2 separate regions of the Homo sapiens genome follow, and region 2 is linked to region 1. A link is a loop called in an ENCODE intact Hi-C map of the cell type or tissue named here. Cell type or tissue: dorsolateral prefrontal cortex. All regions are shown on one strand. Links, peaks and the distances in the headings refer to the core of each region. The heading gives the core; the rest is flanking DNA.

Region 1 (10,694 bases), core at 1,087-9,086:
CTTTTGGATGTTGTTCTTCAGTGTCCTCTAATGCCATCAACAAAGATACTTTTATATATATACACACATATAGATATGTATATATATATATGTATAGCATAGTTATCAAATTTAGGAGATTAAATACTGATGTATTACATTTTATTTAATATGAAATCTATGATAAGAGGAAGAAATCATACACACAGTTGACAGTTCAGATTTATAAAAAGCATAAAATTAGCATAGATAAATTATTGATGACTAATGACACTAGCTATAAGTTTCTACTGTAGAATACGTCACACCGTGAATGTGGGTCATTTTTTCCGCCACTAGACTGAGTCATTGAGCACAGAAGATACATCAATTTTATGTGTTAGCAACATGTACAATTCTTTTTTTTTCTTTATTTCTTCTAAAAAAAAAACAGGATACATGTACAGAACGTGCAGGTTTGTCACGTAGGTATATGTGTGCCATGGTGGTTTGCTGCACCTGTTGGCCTGTCCTCAAAGTTCCCTCCACTCACCCGATCCTTTTTTCTTTTTTTTTTTTTTTTTTTGAGATAGGGTCTCGCTCTGTCTCCCAGGCTAGAGTGCAGTGGTGTGATCACAGCTCACTGCAGCCTCGCGTCCAACTCTTGGGCTCAAATGATCCTCCCACCTCAGCCTCCCAAGTAGCTGGGATTACAGGCAGGAGCCACCATGCTTGGCTAGTTGAATTTAATTTTTATTTATTTATTTATTTATTTTTTTCATAGAGACAGGGCCTTGCTATTTTACTCACGCTGGTCTCAAACTCCTCGGCTCAAATGATCCTCCTGCCTCAGCCTCCCAAATCTGGGATTAGACGTGAGCCACTATGCCCAGCCCAGAGCATTTTTATCACCCAAAAATGAAACTCCACAAACATTAAGTAAACACTCCCTGCTCTCCTCTTCCCCCAGCCTCGGGCAACCACTAATCTACCATCTGTCTCTGTGCTGTACATTTCATGTGAATGGAATTCTGTGCTAGGTGGCCTCTTGTGTCTGGCTTCTTTCACTCAGCATCACATCTTCGAGGTTCACTCATGTTGTAGCATGCGTCAGTGCTGCATTTTTTTCTTTCTTCTTTTTTTTTTTTTTTTTTTTTTGAGATGGAGTCTCGCTCTGTCACCCAGGCTGGAGTGCAGTGGCACGATCTCAGCTCACTGCAACCTCCACCTCCCGGGTTCAAACGATTCTCCTGCTTCAGCCTCCTGAGTACCTGGGACTACAGGCACGTGCCACCACGCCCGGCTAATTTTTTTTGTATTTTTAGTAGAGATGCGGTTTCACCATATTGTCCAGGCTGGTCCCGAACTCCTGACCTAGTGATCCGCCTGCCTCGGCCTCCCAAAGTGCTGGGATTACAGGTGTGAGCCACCGCGCCTGGCTGAGTTCTGTACTTTTAAGCTTTTCTCTTGACATAAAATTCAGACGCGAAATGCAGTTTCCGTGCAGTGAGGCACACAAACACCTTTGCTGTGGATTCCCCATTTCGCACATGGGAACAGATGCATTTTCCCAGGCAATTAAATACCAAGGACTTCCTGAAGGCACTGAGTGTCCAGGCCACCGAGTTTGTCCTTGAGTAGCTGTAAACACCCTCACCCCCGGGTATCCAGGAATCTGCCCGATGCCCTGGTGGCCAGCTCCAGGCATTAACAGCTTCCTCCCCATTTCCAGCAGTTTCCTTCAGTTACTGAGTGGAAAGTTACTGAGTCAGAGGCTGCGGAGATGAGGTTCCTTGGCAGATGGCTTTCATTTTTACCTCTCCCTACCTCCCTGTCGTCCACACAGCCCCAACACACACACACACACACACACACACACACACACACACACACACACTTACACACACACAGACCTGTTTTCTTTTTCTTTTTTTTTTTTTTTGAGACGGAGTCTCGCTCTTTCGCCCAGGCTGGACTGCAGTGGCGCTGTCTTGGCTCACTGCAAGCTCCGCCTCCCGGGTTCACGCCATTCTCCTGCCTCAGCCTCCCGAGTTGCTGGGACTACAGGCGCCCGCCACTACGCCCGGCTAATTTTTTTTGTATTTTTAGTAGAGACGGGGTTTCACCGTGTTAGCCAGGATGGTCTCGATCTCCTGACCTCGTGATCCGCCCGCCTCAGCCTCCCAAAGTGCTGGGATTACAGGCGTGAGCCACCGCGCCCGGCCTTTTTTTTTTTTTTTAATTTTTTTTTTTTTTTCAACCCATGTGGACCAGGTTGGCCTCGAACTCGTGCCCTCGAACCCTCGCCTCCCTGAGGGTCCGAGGGCCCGCGCAACCGGCTGGAGCCACAATGGCTCCACCTGTTTTCTTATCTACAAAACATCTGTTTTTATTTAATATACATCATTTTATTTAATATGGGAGGGAGAAGAACAGCAGAAATAGCTCCTTAAAGCCCCGTTCTACAGGATGTAGTGGGGAAGAGGGAAGCTCTGACGTTAGTCTCTCCCTTCATCCATTTCTTTTATAAACTGCCTGCTCTATTTTTATAAACATTTTGTCCTGGATAAACCTTCCCAAAGGCCATAATATACAATGAAGAAAGACTAACAGAAAGCAAAACACTAAACCCTTCTTCCTGAAAAAAGATACCACATACAAAGTCAAAAGACAAAAGCAGCCTGGGGGGAATGTTTGTGACATGTATGACAGACTGTGGATCCACAATAAATAAAGAGCTACTACAAATAAACAAGAAAATGACAAACAGCACAGGAGGAAAATGGTCAAAAGGTTTGTACCAACACAGAAGAGGAATATGAATGACTAGTAATGTTCGACCTCATTGGTAACCAGGCACAATAAAATAAACATAGTGAGATCGCACAGTAGCAAAGCTACATGGAAACAGGGGGTCTCCTCCTATGCTACCAGAGAGTAAAAATCAGCACAGCCCGTTTGGAGAGCAATTGGGGTGAACCTATCAAATGACCTGTTACAGATACATGTACCCTTCAGCCCAGAGATTCATTTCCAGGTACTTACCCTCCACATGTATGTGAAAATGCACGTGGGCAAAGACATTCTTTCATCTTCATTAGGAGGAGCCACGCAGGCCTGGTTAAGTAACATAGGATGCACCCACATAACGGGATTCCACACAGACTATACACAGAATCACCTCCAAGATGCACTGATAGCAAGCTGCAGAACCACATACGGTGTGATCCTAAGACATCGAAAAAACCAGTTATATCCTCACAAGTACGTGCATGAAATTTATTTATGTATTTATGTGTTTTATTTATTAATTTGTTTCCAATATGGAGCTTCGCTCTGTTGCCTAGGCTGGAGTGCAATAGCACAATCTTGGCTCACTGCAACCTCCGCCTCCCGGGTTCAAGCGATTCTCCTGCCTCAGCCTCCCAAGTAGCTGGGATTACAGGGATGCGCTACCACATCGGCTAATTTTTTGTATTTAGTAGAGATGTGGTTTCACCATGTTGGCCAGGCTGGTCCACCCACCTCGGCCTCCCAAAGTGCGGGGATTACAGATGTAAGCCACTGTGCCTGGCCTTATTTCTTTATTTTGAGATAGGGTTTGTTCTGTTGACCAGGCTGGAGTGCAGTAGCTAGATCTTGGCTCTCTGCAGCCTCAATACCTTGGGCTCAAGCAATCCTCCCATCTCAGCCTCCCAAGTAGCTGGGATCGCAGGTGTGATACCTACCATGTCCAGGATATTTTTCTTTTTTTTTTTTTTGGTGGAGATGGGGGTCTCACTATGTTGCTCAGGCTGGACACGAACTCCTGGCCTCAAGCAATCCTCCTGCCCTGGCCTCCCGAAGTGCTGGGATTATAGGTACGAGCCACTGCGCCTGGCCGGGTTCATTCCTTTTCAATGTTGAGGAGTGCTCCATTGCCTGGAGGGGCCAGAGTTTGTTTTTCTATTCATTTTTGAAGAATATTTAGGTTGTTTCCAGTTTTTGGTGAATAAAACCACTATAAACATTCGTGTGGCCAGGCATGGTGGCTCACGCCTGTAATCCCAGCACTTTGGGAGGCCGAGGTGGGCGGATCATGAGGTCAGGAGATCAAGACCATCCTGGCTAACACGGTGAAACTTGTCTCTACTAAACAAAATACGAAAATTAGCCGGGCGTGGTGGCAGGCACCTATAGTCCCAGCTACTTGGGAGGCTGAGGCAGGAGAATGGCATGAACCTGGGAGGCGGAGCTTGTAGTGAGCCGAGATCGCATCACTGCACTCCAGCCTGGGAGACAGAGCAAGACTCTCTCTCTCAAAAAAAAAAATTCTTGTGCATTTTCGTTGTTTTTCTGTTTACAACTACAAGGTAAATGTCATTCATTCAGGTGTTTTGTAACATCTTTGTTGACATATATTTACATACCATTCAATTCACTTATTTAAAATGTATACTTCGGCCAAGCGCGGTGGCTCACGCCTGTAATCCCAGCACTTTGGGAGCAGGAGGGGGGTGGATCACGAGGTCAGGAGATTGAGACCATCCTGGCCAACATGGGGAAACCCTGTCTCTACTAAAAATACAAAAATTAGCTGGGCGTGGTGGCGTGCGCCTGTAGTCCCAGCTACTTGGGAGGCTGAGGCAGGAGAATCCCTTGAACCCGGGAGGTGGAGGTTGCAGTGAGCCGAGACTGTGTCACTGCACTCCAGCCTAGCGACAGAGGGAGACTCCACTAAAAAAAAAAAAGTATACGGCCGGCCGCAGTGACTCACACCTGTAATCCCAGCACTTTGGGAGGCCAAGGCGAGTGGATCACGTGAGGTCAGGAGTTCGAGACCAGCCTGGCCAACATGGTGAAACCCTGTCTCTACTAAAAAAAACACACAAAAAAATTAGCCAGGCATGGTGGCATGTGCCTGAAGTCCCAGCTACTTGGGAGGCTGAGGCAGGAGAATCGCTTGAACCCGGGAGGTGGATGTTGCAGTGAGCTGAGATCATTGCGATCATGCCATTGCATTTTAGCCTGGGCAACAGAGCGAAATTCCCTCACAAAAAAAAAGAAAAGAAAAGAAGTTAAGAAAGACAGAAAAGAAAAGGAAAAGAGAAGAGAAGAGAAGAGAAGAGAAAAGAAAAGAAAAGAAAAAGTAAAGAAAGAAAAGAAACCCAAGCCAGGTTCAGTGGCTTGCGCCTGTAATCCCCGCCCCTCAGAAGGCCAGGGCATACCAAAGTTATTGAAATAAGAAATCAAGAAAGAGAGAAAAAAAAAAGAAAGAAAAACAAGTAAAAAGGAGGCTGAAGCAGGAGGATTGCTCAAGGCCAGGAGTTTGAGACCAGCCTGAGCAACATAGCGAGACCCTGTCTCGAAGAAAAATAATTTTAAAATTGGCCAGGTTTAAAACAGGCACAGTGGTTCACGCCTGTAATCTCAGCACTTTGGGAGGCCGAGGCGGGCAGATCACGAGGTCAGGAGATCGAGACCATCCTGGCTAACGTGGTGAAACCCCGTCTCTACTAAAAAATACAAAAGATTAGCCAGGCGTGGTGGGCACCTGTAGTCCCAGCTACTCGGGAGGCTGAGGCAGAAGAATGGCGTGAACCCGGGAGGCAGAGCTTGCAGTGAGCCGAGATTGTGCCACTGCACTCCAGCCTGGGCGACAGAGCAAGATTCTGTCTCAAAAAAAAAAAAAATTAAAATTAAAGTTTTTAAAAAAATTGGCCAGGTGTGGTGATGCACACCTGTAGTACAAGATACTCGGGAGGCTGAGGGAGGAGGATCACTGGAGCCCAAGAAGTCGAGGCTGCAATGAGCTATGATCACACCACTGTCTGGCAGACAGAGTGAGACCCTGTCTTCTAAAAACAAAACAAAACAAGAAAGAACCCCAGTACCCTTTAGCTATCATCTCCCTCCCATTTCCCCTGGGTTCTGACAACCCGTCATCATTTTCTGTCTCTCTGCACTTGCCTTTTCTGCATGTTTCCTATAATGGATCATTCAATATCCGGCCTTTTGTGTCTGGCTTCTTTCACTTAGCTTAATGTTTTCCAGCTTCATCCATGTCAAGTGTTACAGTAGCTAGTTAGGCACATTTTTTTTTTCTTTTTTTTTGACGAAGTTTCACTCTTGTTACCCAGGCTGGAGTGCAATGGCGTGATCTCAGCTCACTGCAACCTCCACCCTCCAGGTTCCAGCAATTCTGCTGCCTCAGCCTCCCAAGTAGCTGGGATTACAGGCATGCGCCACCACGCCCGGATACTTTTGTATTTTTAGTAGAGACGGGGTTTCACCACGTTGGCCAAACTCCTGACCTCAGGTGATCCGCCTGCCTCGGCCTCCAAAAGTGCTGGGATTACAGGCACGAGCCACTGCACCCAAGCTCTGCTCCCAATTCTTGACCTCTTACATCAGATTTGGCACAAAACTGTCCCATGCCCCACATATTAAATGATCCTATTTATATGAACTGCCCAGGCAAATCCAATAAGACACAAAGTGGAGTAGTGGTTGCCAGGTGCTAGGGGAATTGAGGGGTGATGGCTGAAGGATAAGGTTTCTTTTTGGGGTGATAAAAATATTCTAAAATGGGTTGTGATGATAGTTACCCAACTCTGTGAATATAACAAAAACCACTGAATTGTAATACCATAAATGGGTGAATTGTATGTATCCCAAAAAAGCTGTTACCACCATCCCCCAGGTTCTCCAAAATGAAACATCCTTCCCATAGCGGGCATCAGACACAGAATAAACCCGAGCAGGCCCTGTGTGATCGGACTTCCCCTCCCATCCCCAGTCCCACTCTGAACCATCTCGAACCCCCTTCTGCTTACTCTGTTCCAGCCACACTGGCCTTCTTGCAAGTTCTGCCTCAGGGCCTTTGCACTTGCTGTTCCATCGGCTAGAATCCTCTCTCTGGTTAACTCGGCTAGCAGAGTGTGATTTTGACCTTAACAAAACCAATCTCCCCTCCCCTCCCCTCCCCTCTCCTTTCCTTTCCTTTCTTCTTTTGAGACAGGTTTCACCATGTTGGACAGACTGGTCTTGAACACCTGGGCTCAAGTGATCCGTCCACCTCGTTCTCCCAAAGTGTTGGGATTACAGGTGTGAACCATCATGCTCGGCCCAAATTCTTTTCTTTTCTTTTTTTTTTTTTTTTTGGGACAAAAAGAGTCTCACTCTGTCGCCCAGACTGGAGTACAGTGGCACTATCTCGGCTCACTGCAACCCAGCCTCCTGGGTTCAAGTGATTCTCATGCCTCAGCCTCCTGAGTAGCTGGGATTATCGGTGCCCAACACCACACTTGGCTAATTTTTGTACTTTTAGTAGAGATGGGGTTTTGTCACGTTGGCTAGGCTGGTCTTGAACTCCTGATCTCAAGTGATCTGCCACCTTGGCCTCCTAAAATGCTGGGATTATAGATGTGAGCCACTGCGCCCAGCCCCCAGTTCTTACATAGACACCATATAAGTGGCAGGCAGAATAATAGCACGCCCTAAATGTCCACATCCTCATCTCCGGAACCTGTAGATGTGTTGTCTTACACAGTAAAAGGGACTTTACAGTTGTGATTACAGTCCGGGTCTTGATATGGGGAGATGATCCTAGATTATCCAGGTGGGACGAATGTAACCACAGGTGTCCTTATCAGTAAAAGCAAGCGGCAGGAAAATCAGTCAGAGCCAGAGAGAGAGAGACTGGAAGATGCTCCGCAGCTGGCTTGAAGGATGAAGGATAGGGTTACATGCCAAGAACAGGAGGCAACTTCTAGAGGCTGGAAAAGGCAGGGAAGGATTCTCTCCTAGATGGTCCAGACAGCTCTGCTGACAACTTGATTTTAGCCCACTGAAACCCATTTCAGATTTCATTGAGAATAAAATTGTGTTGTTTTAAGCCGCTAAGTTTGTGATAATTTGTTACAGCAGCAATAAAAAACTAACATGCTAGTTTATATTTATAAAAAGAGGCTGAGCACCATGGTTCAGGCTTGCAATCCCAGCAATTTGGAGGCTGAGGCGGGCGGACCATTTGAGCTCAGGAGTTCGAGACCAGCCTGGCCAACATGGTGAAACCCCGTCTCTACTAAAAATACAAAAATTAGCCGGGCATGGTGGCAGGCGCCTGTAGTCCCAGTTACTCGGGAGGCTGAGGCAGGAGAATCACTTGAGCCTGGGAGGTAGAGGTGGCAGTGAGCCAAGATTGTGCCATTGCACTCCAGCCTGGGGAGTGACAGAATAAGACCCTGTCAAAAAGAAAGGAAGGAAGGAAGGAAAGAAACTGACAGGGGCCAGGGTGTTCTCAGCTTGCGAAGGATGCCAGGCATAGGTGTGGCCAGCAGCCCCCACACTCTGCTCTCAGTGGGCATCGGGGGCCCCTTAACTTCAGAGGGCCCTAGAAACACTCAGGGGTGGCTTCTATCATCACAATGGCCAGAAGGCCACTTCTGGCACTTGGTGGGTGGAAGTCAAAAGTCCATCCACTTCTGGAGCAGCCTCACAATGAGGGATTGTCCTGGCCCAAATGCCAGCAGTGCTGTTGCCAAGAAACACAAATCATCAAGCCCAGTGCCTACATTTCCAACAACCACCGGGGCGAGCAGATAAAAATGAGGGTTCTGGAGCTACCCACCTGGCTTCAAAACTGGCTCAAAACAAACCTGGCTTGGCTACTGACTAGCTACAGACCTTGGTCAAGTCGTCTTTTTTTTTTAGATGGAGTCTCGCTCTGTTGCCCAGGCTGGAATGCAGTGGCACAATCTCGGCTCACTGCAACCTCTGCCTCCCGGGTTCAAGCAATTCTCCTGCCTCAGCCTCCTGAGTAGCTGGGATTACAGGTGCATGCCACCATGCCCAGCTAATTTTTATATTTTTAGTAGAGACAGGGTTTCACCATGTTGGCCAGGATGGTCTCAATCTCTTGACCCGCCTCAGCCTCCCAAAGTGCTGGGATTACAGGCGTGAGCCGCTGCGCCCAGCCTGGTCAAGTCTTTTAATGTTCCTGAAACATTCCTGGAACAATGTTCTCACTTGGAAAATGGGGATAATAACAGTCCTGTCCTTGGCCGGATAGAGTGGCTCACGCCTGTAATCCCAGAACTCTGGGAGGCCAAGGCAGGAAGATCACTTGAGCCAGGAGATCACTCCAGCCTGGGCAACAGAGCAAGACTCCATCTCAAAAAAAAAAAACTTAGCTGGGCATGGTGGCACGCACCTGTAATCTCAGCTACTTTGGAGGCTGAGGCAGGAGAATCACTTGAAACTGGGAGGCAGAGGTTGCAGTGAGCCGAGCTAGCGCTATTGCACTCCAGCCTGGGCAAAAAGAGCGAAACTCCATCTCAAAAAAAAAAAAAAAAATTAACCAGGTATGGTGGCACACATCTGTAGTCCCAGCTACTTGGGAGGCTGAGGTGGGAGGATCAACTGAGCCCAGGAGGTCAAGGCGGCAGTGAGCCATGATCCTGCCACTGCACTCCAGCCTGGGCAATAGAGTGAGACCATGTCTCAAAAAAAAAAAAAATAGTCCCAGACTTATAATCTAGTGAGCTTTAAGTAAGGTAAGACATGTCAATTGCTTAGAACAATGCCTGGGAGAGGGTGAGTGCCCTTCAGCATTAGCTGAGTATTGTTATTTTAGTAGCAAGTGCCTGGAATCTAAACCCATCACCCCTTCCAGCCTGGGGGCCCTTGGTGAGCAGGAGCAGGTCTGAAGAGCACCTGGGTGTCTCACCTTGCTCAGCACAATGAGGGGCGTTTGTTGACTGACTGACTGATGGACTGAAGGCAAGGCATCCTAGGTATCTGGTTCCCAGGGGAGACAGGCAAGGGCTCAAAGACGGCAAGGCCAGGCAGGACCACAGGTTTATTGGGGACTCCACGCACAGACGCTTATGGCATCACACGACAACGGCACGGTTACTCGGGACACACACGGTGGCCTCTGCCCACAGCCAGGGCCCAGAGGCAGTGGGGTGCAGTCTCCTCCCTTGTGGCCCAGACCCAGCTGGGTCCCTTCCTCCTAGGCAGCTGAGGGAAGGACTGCTGGGTTGGCCACGGGCCTGGGAAGGGGAAGCGAGCAGGCGAGTCCAGGAGGGGCCGGGGCCGGGGTGGGGCTCGCCTGCCCTCACTCCAGGGACTGTAGCATCAGCAGCTGTTTCAGCACCTTCGTCTGGCTGGTCTCTCGGATTTCGCCAGCCAGGAACATCTCGTCCACGACCGTGTAAACCTGTGTGAGGGGAGACCCTGGGGTGAGACGAGGCCCCCCAGGATGCTGGCCCGGACCCTGGAAGCTGGGGCTCTGATGCCCCTCGAGCTGGGACACAGACCTCAGCAGAGGCTCCGGGTGGCTAGTGCACCACGGGTCCCCCCCGTCCCCCTCCTCTGGCTCCTTCAGCCTCCTCTTCACCAGGAGCCTACCTTGTAGAAGTTGAACACCAGGTCCAGTTCACAGACATTGTGGAAATATTCGTTTAAGACCTGGGAGAGGAAGGCAGAGATGGTAAGAGATGGGCAGGGAGAGAGCCACACACGCACAGAGATGGGAACAAGGTCATCAGAAAGAGACAGCAAAAAAAGAGACCAAGGGGGAGGCAGGGGAGAGAGAGAGACAGTGACAGGGAGAGAGGCAAGGAGACACACAGAGAGAAACAAAAGCAAAGATCGATGCAAAGAGATGGCAAAAGGTCAGGCGCGGTGGCTCACACCTGTAATCCCAGCACTTTGGGAGGCTAAGGCAGAAGGATGACTTGAAGTTAGGA
Region 2 (10,460 bases), core at 2,461-10,460, 55 kb before region 1:
TGCTGCATTCCTAAGTAGGTGGTCACAAAGGAAAATAAATTGTTACCATGCGTTGTGCAGATTTTTGTTGTTGTTGCTCTTGAGAGAGTCTTGCTCTGTTGCCCAGGTTCGAGTGCAGTGGCGCAATCTTGGCTCACTGCAACCTCCACTTCTTGGGTTCAAGCGATTCTCCTTGTGCAGATTTTTTTAAGAGATAGGGTCTCAATCTGTTGCTCAGGCTGGAGTGCAGTCACATAATCATAGCTCACTGCAGCCTTGAACCCTTGAGCTCAAGTGATTCTCTCGCCGCCTCAGCCTCTTGAGTAGTGGAAACTCCAGATACGTACCAACCACCACACCCAGATTGTAGAAAAAATTTAACTGGAAGGCACACAGGGCAAAATGCATGTGATTTGTGTACAGGTTCGTTAACTTTCCCAAATGCATCCATCTGTGGAATCATCACCCAAATCAAGGTAAGATATTTGCTTTATCATAGAAGGTTCTTTTGTGCTCCCTTCTGATCAATATGCTATTTTTTTTTTCTTTTGAGATGGAGTCTTGCTCTGTCACCCAGGCTGGAGTGCAGTGGCACAATCTCGGCTCACTGCAAGCTCCGCCCCCTGGGTTCACCACATTCTCCTGCCTCAGCCTCCAGAGTAGCTAGGATTACAGGCGCCCGCCACCATGCCCTGCTAATTTTTTGTATTTTTAGTAGAGATGGGGTTTCACCATATTAGCCAGGATGGTCTCGATCTCCTGACCTCATGATCCGCCCACCTCGGCCTCCCAAAGTGCTAGGATTACAGGCATGAAGCCACCGTGCCTGGCCCCATATTCATTCTCAAAGGTCACCACTGTTCTGATTTCCCACCATAGGCCAGTTGAGCATGTTCTAGCCCTCCTCTAAATGGAACTATACAGTATTTACCGTCTCTGGCTTCTTTATCTCAACAAATTATCTGAAATGCATTTCTGTTGCAGTGTAGGTCGATATCGCTCTTATTTATTGCTGAGTAATCTTCCATTGTATGAATGTACCAGTGTATCCAATTGATTTGTTCCCAAATTTTGGCAATGATGAGTACAGCAGCTAAACGTTTGTGGACACATTTTTGTAAAAGCAAAAGTTTTCACTTCTCTTGGGTAAATACCCAGGAGTGCAACTCCTAAGCTGCATAGTAAATAAATATATATTATATATATATATATTTTTTTTTTTTTTTGAGACAGAGTTTTGCTTTTGTCACCCAGACTGGAGTGCAATGGTGAGATCTTGGCTCACTGCAACATTCTGCCTCCTGGGTTCAAGCGATTCTCCTGCCTCAGCCTCCCAAGTAGCTGGGACTACAGGCATGTGCCACCACGCCCGGCTAATTTTTGTATTTTTAGTGGAGACGGGGTTTCACCATGTTGGCCAGGCTGGTCTCGAACTCCTGACCTCAGGTGATCCATCCACCTCGGCCTCCCAAAGTGTTGGGATTACAGGCGTGAGCCACTGCACCCAGCCTGTATTTTTTAACTTTATTAAGAAACTGCCCAGTTATTTTCCAAAACAACTCAGCCATCTACTAAGGGAGCACCAACCAAGAGATGAGGAGTCCTGTTGTATCCCATCCTCCCTTGGTCTTGTATTCAGCCATTCTACTGTGTATAGTGGTGTCTCATTGTGGTTTCCCGTGGTGTTTAAGAGACAGGGTCTGGCTGGGCGTGGTGGCTCACGCCTGTAATACCAGCACTTTGGGAGGCCAAGGTGGGTGGATCACTTGAGGCACCGGTCTCTACTAAAAATACAAAAATTAGCTGGGCATGGTGGCAGATACCTGTAGTCCCAGCTACTTCGGAGGCTGAGGCAGGAGAATCGCTTGAACCTGGGAGGCGGAGGTTGCAGTGAGCCAAGATCGTGCCACTGCACTGCACTCCAGCCCAGACAACAGAGCCAGACTCCGTTTCAAAAAAAAAAAAAAAAAAAAGCGACAGGGTCTCACTCTGTTGCCCAGGCTGGAGTGCAGTGGCATGATCATGGGTCACTGCATCCTTAAACTCCTGGGCTCAAGGAATCCTCCCCACCGCAGACTTCTGAGTAGCTGGGACTGCAGGTGTGCACCACTGCACCTGCCTAATTTTTTGTGTTGTTTTTGAGACAGAGTTTTGCTCTTTCACCCGGGCTAGAGTGCAGTGGTGCGATCTCGGCTCACTGCAACCTCTGCCTCCCGGGTTCAAGCAATTCTCCTACCTCAGCCTCCTGAGTAGCTGGGACTACAGGCGCCCACCACCATGTCTGGCTAATTTTTATATTTTTAGTAGAGACAGGGTTTCACCATGTTGGCCAGGCTGATCTTGAACTCCTGACCTCGTGATTCGCCCGCCTCGGCCTCCCAAAGTGCTGGGATTACAGGTGTGAGCCACCGTGCTCGGCCTTAATTTTTGTATTTTTTTGTAGAGACGATGTCTCACTATGTTGCCCAGGCTTGTCTTGAACTCCTGGCCTGGAGTGATCTCAAAGTGCTGGGATTACAGGTGTGAGCCCCCATGCCCAGCCCAGTGGTGTTTCTTGATGAGCAGATACTGTCATTGCAGTGGCCAGTGCTTTAAGTCAAATTCTCAAGAACACCTGATTAAATAGTTGACACTCAATTTTATTGCTAAAAAAAATGTCCTCTGGAGTGACAGCAGGTATTTGTCCTCAGCCTCTCCCCAGAGTCCCTGGGAGTGTTTCTGTTATTGTGGAGGGAATAGGGGATCTGGGGACAGGGTGGGACGTACCATGGGGACAGGAGGTCACAGAACACACACACACACACACACACACACACACACACACACGTGCACACACACATCCCCCCACAACTACAGCCGCCAAAATAACCAGCATGGTGTTGTAACATCCCCCCAGTGGGGGCTAGAATTCCCCATGGTGACCTGTGACCTGCTCCCTGAGACAGGGGAGGCCAGGCAGGTCACGGTGGGGACGCAGCAGAACATTATTTCTCCATCTTGCTGTTTTCTAGCCTTGAGTTGGGGACATGAGTGAGAACTGGGGGTTTTGAGGAGTAACCCTTGTGAACACATGTACTCCAGCAGCCAGGCATCCCAGATCTCCTGTCCTGGAGGGTGCTGGGGCCCCTGGCTCCCCAGAGTGTGCAGGCAGACCCCCAGAGCCCTAGCTCATCCATTTATCCATTCCTCATAATCCAGTGTCCAAAGAGCACCCCCAGCAGGGCAGGGAAGGTCCCTCCCGGGGTTTACATGACTGATTCCTTCTCAGAGGCGACCGTGGCATCCCCTGCGGGCCCCCGATAGTGTTTGAGGAGGGGGTTTCCTTCCTCAGTGGGGACTGGCAGCGGATCCAGGGGCAGCTCACTCTTCACTTGTATCAACTCAGGCTCTGTGCTTCTCGACTCCGTACGGTCCACGTAATTTTGGAGGAGTCCTGCCCCCAGAGCGTCACCTTCTACATTGAGGACGGTACAGGACCGGTCGCTAAAGGGGTAGAAATGACAGCAAAGTAAGCGGGAGGGGAGAGGGTGAGAGGGAAGGAAAGGGCCAAGGCCTAAGCCTCCTGCCTCTCTCCCCCTGGAATCTAAAAAGTAAAAATTAAGAGTTGGAGTCAGCCTGGGCAACATAGTGAGATCCCATCTTTATATATATTTAAAAAAAAAAAAAATTAGCCAGGCATGGTAGTGCACACCTATAGTCCCAGCTACTCAGGAGGCTGGGGCAGGAGGATCGCTGGAGCCTGGGAGGTGGAGGCTGCAGTGATCACAACCATGATCACATCACTACACTCCAGCCTGGGTGACAGAGCCAGACTGTGTCTCGAAAAAAAATTATAATTCACCTACCATAAAATTAACCTTTTAAAAGTGTCCATCTTGGTATTTTTTAGTATATTCAGACTTGTGCAACCATTGCCAATAATTAATTCCAGAATTTTTTTTTTTTTTTTTTTTTGAGACAGGATCTCACTCTGTTGCCCAGGCTGGAGTGCAGTGGCACAATCTCGGCTCACTGCAACCTCCACCTCCCAAGTTCAAGCGATTCTCCTGCCTCAGCCTCCTGAGTAGCTGAGATCACAGGACAGGCGTACACCACCATACCCGGCTAATTTTTTTGTATTTTTAGTGGAGATGGGGTTTCACCATGTTGGTCAGGCTTGTCTCAAACTCCTAACCTCAAATAATCCACCTGCCTGGGCCTCCCAAAATGTTGGGATTACAGGTGTGAGCCACCGTGCCTGGCTGCTTTCCAATCTTTATACTCTTAATAGCTTAATCGTGATAGCAAATAATTATGTAGCAATTACTGCTTACTGGGGGCTGCTCTAAGGGAGGTGTGTCTGTTATCTAATCCTTAGGGAGAGACTGTTCTTCTCCCCGTTTTACAGATGGAGAAACTGAGACGCAGGAAGATTAAGCACTTCCCGAGGTCACAACAGTGAATGTTGGAGCTGGGATGTGAACCTGAGCAGTCTGGCTGAAGAGTCTGCTGTATTCACCACACAGACGCTCTACTTTTCTGACATCCCTCTTAGAGCCACAAAGATGCCATTCCTTGCCCTCAGGAATGCTCAAGGTTCCCCCCATTTCCTCCAGAATTCCTTCCTTCTTCTCTTCCTCTTCTGTCCAGAGGCTCTAAGGACTCTCACTCACTCATCCTCTTTCCCAGGGGTACCCCTGGCCCTGCCCCAGTCTCCAGACCCACACTCACACTAGCCAGTCCACAGCCAGGATCAAGGAGATATGGTCGACCGGGAGGTTGACTGCTTCGAGGATGATGGCCAGAGTGAGGACACCTCCAGCAGGGATGCCCGCTGCCCCCACGCTGGACGCTGTGGCCGTGACCCTGAGGGAGAAGGTGGGAGGTTAGGCAGATGCCTGTCTTGTGGGAGAAGATGGGGGTCAACAGGGGTCCGGGGGTCCCATCCGCAGCCCCCTGACACTCACAGGATGGTGATGATCTTTACGAAGTCCAAGGACTGCTGGCTGAGCTGTGCAATGAACACTGCGGCCACGCACTGGAAGAGCGCGGCACCGTCCATGTTGACGGTGGCGCCGATGGGCAGGATGAAACGGCTGATGTGCTTGGCCACGCCATTATTCTCCTCCACGCACTTCATCATCAGCGGCAGCGTGGCGGAACTGCAAGGGATGGGGGAGCTGAGTTAGGTTAACCTGCTGACCGGGGCTCCGCCCACCCTCCAGGTCCAGCCCAGGTGAGGCCTCGCCTACCCCACCCCAACCAGCCAAAGCCCCACCCACCCCACCCAGTGGATCCCCACCAGAGCCTGCCTAAGCAAAGCCCTGTCACCCAACCACCCTCCAGGTCTGACCTGCACCACCCACCCAGTTGAAGCCCCGCCCACCCAGAGCCCACCCACACCACCTGCCCAGCCAAAGCCCCGCCCACCCAGATCCCGCCCATACCACTTGCCCAGCCAAAGCCCCGCCCACCAGATCCTGCCCATACCACCTGCCCAGCCGAAGTCCCACCCACGTCCCCAGTCTGTCCCTTGGCCCAAGGCCCCCACATCTAACCTAGACCCCCCTTCCCTCCTACCATGTCCTGACTCCACCCCCAGCCCTCACTTGCTATATCTAAGCTCTTTTCCCACAAGCAGGCAGCACTAGGGAACTCAATACCAGGATTACAAAATCCATGAGTCCTGGAACCCCTGGGAGAGTATAGACTACTACCTCCCAAAATACCCACACAATTCACACCTAAATTCTACTGTCTGGGTCCTGCTGACTCTCACCAATAATACACTAAGAATTACTATTGTCTTGGGAGGGGACAGGGCCAGCAGGGATGAATGAAATGCCCAGGAGAGACGGTGGAAGGAGTTCTGAGGTTGAATCAGAGCAGAACTTAAGAGCCCCCCAGGGGCATGGCAGCTCACACCTATAATCCCAGCACTTTTGGAGGCCAAGGTGGGCGGATCACTTGAGGCCAGGAGTTTGAGACCAGCCTGGCCAACATGGCGAAACCCCGTCTCTACTAAAAACACAAAAATTAGCTGGGTATGGTGGGGGACACTTGCAGTCCCAGCTACTCGGGAGGCTGAGGCAGAGAATCACTTGAACCCAGGAGGCAGAGGTTGCAGTGAGCTGAGATCACACCACTACACTCCAGCCTGGGCAACAGAGCGAGACGCCATTGTTTAAAACAAAAGAAAAAAAAGAGTGCCTCCAGGGCCACGGGGAGGCAGTGTAAGAAAGAGGGAAATAAATCTCTAGGGCAATCATTTCCTATCTTTTTAAGGGTGGGGATAAATCCAGGACCTTATGAGAATCTCCTGAAGTATGGCCCCTGTACCCAGATACAATGTCCCGGGCAGAGAAAATTTCATCCGCTCCATGCCGCTTAGCGGATTAAACATCCCACCCTAGCCCACCCCAAGGCCGTACCTGGAAGAGGTCCCAAAGGCAGTGGCCAGCGGCGTCACGATGCCCCACAGGAAGCGGTAGGGGTTTTTGCGGGTGAAGAGGAAGTAGATGAGGGGCAGTACCAGGAGCCCATGGATGGCGTGACCCAGCAGGCAGCACAGAATGTACTTGCCAAGGCGGGCAAAGAGTAAACCCACATCCTCCATCTCCACGATCTTGCCAGCCACCAGGAACATGATGCCCACAGGGGCGTACCTGATCAGTAACACAGGAGACAGCTTGTTGCCTCTTCCACGGGCCCAGTGGCCAGGCGTGAGGCTCAGCACCCTACCCACATCTTCCTGCCTTCCTGAGGTCAGGAGAAGCCCCAGCAATGTGTGCTTCAGCATGGGCACCACTCCCAGGCCTGGCCCCTGAAGCCCCCATGCCAATCTCATGCTCTCTTTCCCCTCAAAGGTAGAGCAGCCCGGAGATAAAACTCTCCGTGCAGGCCGGGCACGGTGGCTCATGCCTGTAATCCCAGCACTTTGGGAGGCTGAGGTGGGTGGATCACCTGAGGTCGGGAGTTCAAGACCAGCCTGACCAACATGGAGAAACCCCGTCTCTACTAAAAATACAAAATTAACCAGGCGTGGTGGCGCATGCCTGCAATCCCAGCTACTTGGGAGGCTCAGGCAGGAGAATTGCTTGAATCAGGGAGGCAGAGGTTGCTGTGAGCCAAGATCATGCCATTGCACTCCAGCCTGGGCAACAAGAGTGAAACTCCATCTCAAAAAAAAAAAAAAAAAAAAAGTCTCAGTGCTTCCATCACCATGTGAAGCAGTCACCAGATTTGGACTTCACATGGGAGACAGAAAGAAATGTCCATCAAGGTGCGCCATTCACACTTCCTGGGTTGGTTTGCTATGGCAGCTAGCATGACTTGAGCCAATACGCTCTCTGCAGATGATGAAAGATAAAGAGGCTGGGCACAGTGGCTCATGCCTATAATCCCAGCACTTTAGGAGGTGAAAGCAGGAGGATTACTTGAGGCCAGGAGTTCTCGAGACCAGCTTGGGCAACACAGCGAGACCCAGTCTCTACAAAAAATAAAAATAGGCCAGGCACGGTGGCTCATACCTGTAATCCCAGCATGCAGGGAGGTGAAGGCAGACAGATCGCTTGAGCCCAGGAGTTCAAGACCAGCCTGGGCAACATGTCTCTCTTTTTTTTTTTTTGAGATGGAGTCTCACTCTGTTGCCCAGGCTGGAGTGCAGTGGCATGATCTCGGCTCACTGCACCCTCCGCCTCCCAGGTTCAAGCGATTCTCCTGCCTCAGCCTCCCAAGTAGCTGGGACTATAGGCGCGTGCTACCACGCCCAGCTAATTTTTTGTATTTTTAGTAGAGACAGGGTTTTTCTGTGTTAGCCAGGATGGTCTCGATCTCCTGACCTCGTGATCTGCCTGCCTCAGCCTCCCAAAGTGCTGGGATTATAGGCATGAGCCTCCGTACTGGGCCACCCAGTTTCTTAAACAACAACAACAAAAAAAATGAGCTAGGCTTTGTGGCTGGGGTCTGTAGTCCCAGCCACTTAGGAGGTTGAGGTGGGAGGATCACCTGAACCCAGGAGGTCCGGGCTGCAGTGAGCTGTGATCATGCCACACTGCACTCCAACCTAGGCAACAGAGCGAGATCCTAGTTCAAAAAACGTTTTTTTAAATTACTATTATTATTATTATTTAGACAGTCTCGTTCTGTTGCCCAGGCTGGAGTGTACTGTTGCAATCTTGGCTCACTACAACCTTTGCCTCCCAGGTTCAAGCGATTTTCATGCCTCAGCCTCCTGAGTAGTAGCTAGGATTAAAGGTGTACACCACCATTCCCAGCTAATATTTGTATTTTTTTGTAGAGAGGGTTTTTCGCCATGTTGACCAGGCTAGTCTCTAACTCCTGGCCTCAAGCAATCCTCCCCCCTCAGCCTCCCAAAGTGCTGGGATTACAGGTGTGAGGTACCACAACCAGCCAAAACACACATTTTTAAAATAAAAATTTGAAGGCCAGGAGCGGTGGCTCACACCTGTAATCCCAGCACTTTGGGAGGCCGAAGAGGGCGGATCGCTTGAGGTCAGGAGTTTGAGACCAGCCTGGCCAACATGGCAAAACCCTGTCTCTACTAAAAATACAAAAATTAGCTGGGTATGGTGGTTCGTGCCTTTGGTCCCAGCTGCTCAGGAGGCTGAGGCAGGAGAATCACTTGAACATGGGAGGCAGACATTGCAGTGAGCTGAGACTGTGCCACTGCACCTCCAGCCTGGGCGACAGAGCAAGACTCTGTCTCTAAATAAATAAATAAATAAAATAAATACAAATTTTAGAAAGACCATGGCCTGGGTCTTAATAACAACTCCCAGGTATGAAGCATTTGCGATGTGCTCTGCCCTTGAACATGATGTTGAATCTTCCCAGCAACCCCCGGAGGGAGGTCCTATGAGTCAGATTGCAGATTACACAACACCCAATAGATTCCTCACGGGAATGCTGGGAGGATGCAATGAGATGCCAGTTGAAAGGAGCTAAAGCTTTTTACAGACAATAAGTGATCTGTAAACTTCAGGTGGGTTTATTATCACCCTCTCCTGCTGTGAAGATCCCAGGGATGGCTCCAAGCCAAGAGGACTCCCAAGTCCGGGCGCGGTGGCTCACGCCTGTAATCCCAGCACTTCGGGAGGCCGAGGTGGGCGGATCACCTGAGGTCGGGAGTTTGAGACCAGCCTGACCAACATGGAGAAACCCCGTCTCTACTAAAAATACAAAATTAGCCGGGCATGGTGGCGCATGCCTGTAATCCCAGCTACTCGGGAGACTGAAGCAGGAGAATCTCTTGAACCCGGGAGGCGGAGTTTGCAGTGAGCTGAGATCACGTCATTGCACTCCAGCCTGGGCAACAAGAACGAAACTCCATCTCAAAAAAATAAAATAAAATAAAAGCCTCCCAACATCACTTCCCTAGACTACTCGATCATCGGTCGCCCATCCATCATCACTGACTAGTTATCTCCCCAGTCCCTTCTTGTAAGTCACAGAAGAAAGGCATATTTTCCCAGCCACTTGTGCAGAGAAGGGAGGCTAGATACCCAAGTTCTGGCCAGTGGGAAGTATCCAGAAGTTATACAAGCAAAAAGCCCAATAAATATTAGCTACTAGGATTTACTGTAGGCACGCAATAAGCCAGGCACTGTCCTAAGACCTTCCGTGTACCGTATTCACTTTCTTTTCTTTTCTTCTTGAGACAGAGTTTCCCTCTGTCGCCCAGGCAGTGGCATGATCTCCGCTTACTGCAACTTCCGCCTCCCAGGCTTAAGTGATTCTCATACCTCAGGTTCCCGAGTAACTGGGATTACAGGTGCGTGTCCCCATGCCTGGCTAATTTTTTCGTATTTTTAGTAGAGATGGGGTTTCACCATGTTGGCCAGGCTGGTTTTGAACTCCTGATCTCAAGTGATCCACCCACCTCCTCCCAAAGTGCCGTTCCCATTTTATAGATGAGGAAACTGAAGCAGAGAAGGAAAATCACTTGCCTAAAATCACATAGACAGGGAATGGTCAATGCTGGATTTAAATGCAGGTCATCTGGCTCCAAAGAGTGAATAGAGGGTGCCCCATCCCAAACAGAATGCCCCGCACCTGCCTCTGGCAGCAGACCGACCCTCCAACCCCACCCACCCCCAGCCTCCTCTCCCACCACCTACCACATGATCCAGGAGACCAGAACCATGGTGGCCTCATTGAAGGAGTTGAAGAAGCGGATAAGCAGCTCCCCTTCAGGCCCCAGCTTCCGCAGCGCCACACCAAAGACGATGGCAAACACTACCAAGCCCAGGATGTTCATCCCCTCCACCTCCTGCCCCACGGGCACCTGTGGGCAAGGAACAGATCGGGGTGGAAAGGACACTCAGTCTACCTGCACAGTCACTGAGGGCCTGTCCTTGGCACCACTGGGACCCAGCAGAGACAAGGCAGCCCTCAGACCCCTTCCTCCCAAGGCTCCCAGTCCAGGTCCAGGGGAAATATATTAGTCGTCAGGGATGGCCCAGAGTAGGTGGGGCTGGAAT

Evidence for each region. A loop is a pair of places that touch in the nucleus more often than their neighbours do. Peaks named below come from ENCODE experiments on the same cell type or tissue, not always from the same donor. Only the 100,000 strongest peaks of a DNase experiment are listed, where the experiment ranks them.
Region 2: it touches region 1 in a loop (2.7-fold over the local background); 43 of 110 quality-filtered maps call a loop at or near these places.

Annotation. Positions count from the first base shown.
Region 1 is chr19:46,828,387-46,839,080 of GRCh38, forward strand. It overlaps SNAR-E (small NF90 (ILF3) associated RNA E), which reads right to left and starts at 2,318; the gene lies at 2,199-2,318. It overlaps AP2S1 (adaptor related protein complex 2 subunit sigma 1), which reads right to left. Exons shown (of 5, transcript NM_004069.6): 4 at 10,354-10,413; 5 at 9,781-10,162. The coding sequence ends at 10,061. RefSeq lists an enhancer at 9,823-10,323. In dorsolateral prefrontal cortex, for the core only: no CTCF peak of the experiment used is centred there; a DNase peak (open chromatin) is centred at 8,465.
Region 2 is chr19:46,772,286-46,782,745 of GRCh38, forward strand. It overlaps SLC1A5 (solute carrier family 1 member 5), which reads right to left. Exons shown (of 8, transcript NM_005628.3): 4 at 10,098-10,264; 5 at 6,390-6,623; 6 at 4,926-5,120; 7 at 4,690-4,824; 8 at 2,598-3,462. The coding sequence ends at 3,225. Among named protein-coding and RNA genes, the nearest start is that of SLC1A5, 11 kb to the right of the region's middle. In dorsolateral prefrontal cortex, for the core only: no CTCF peak of the experiment used is centred there; a DNase peak (open chromatin) is centred at 6,509; H3K27me3 peaks cover 485 bases.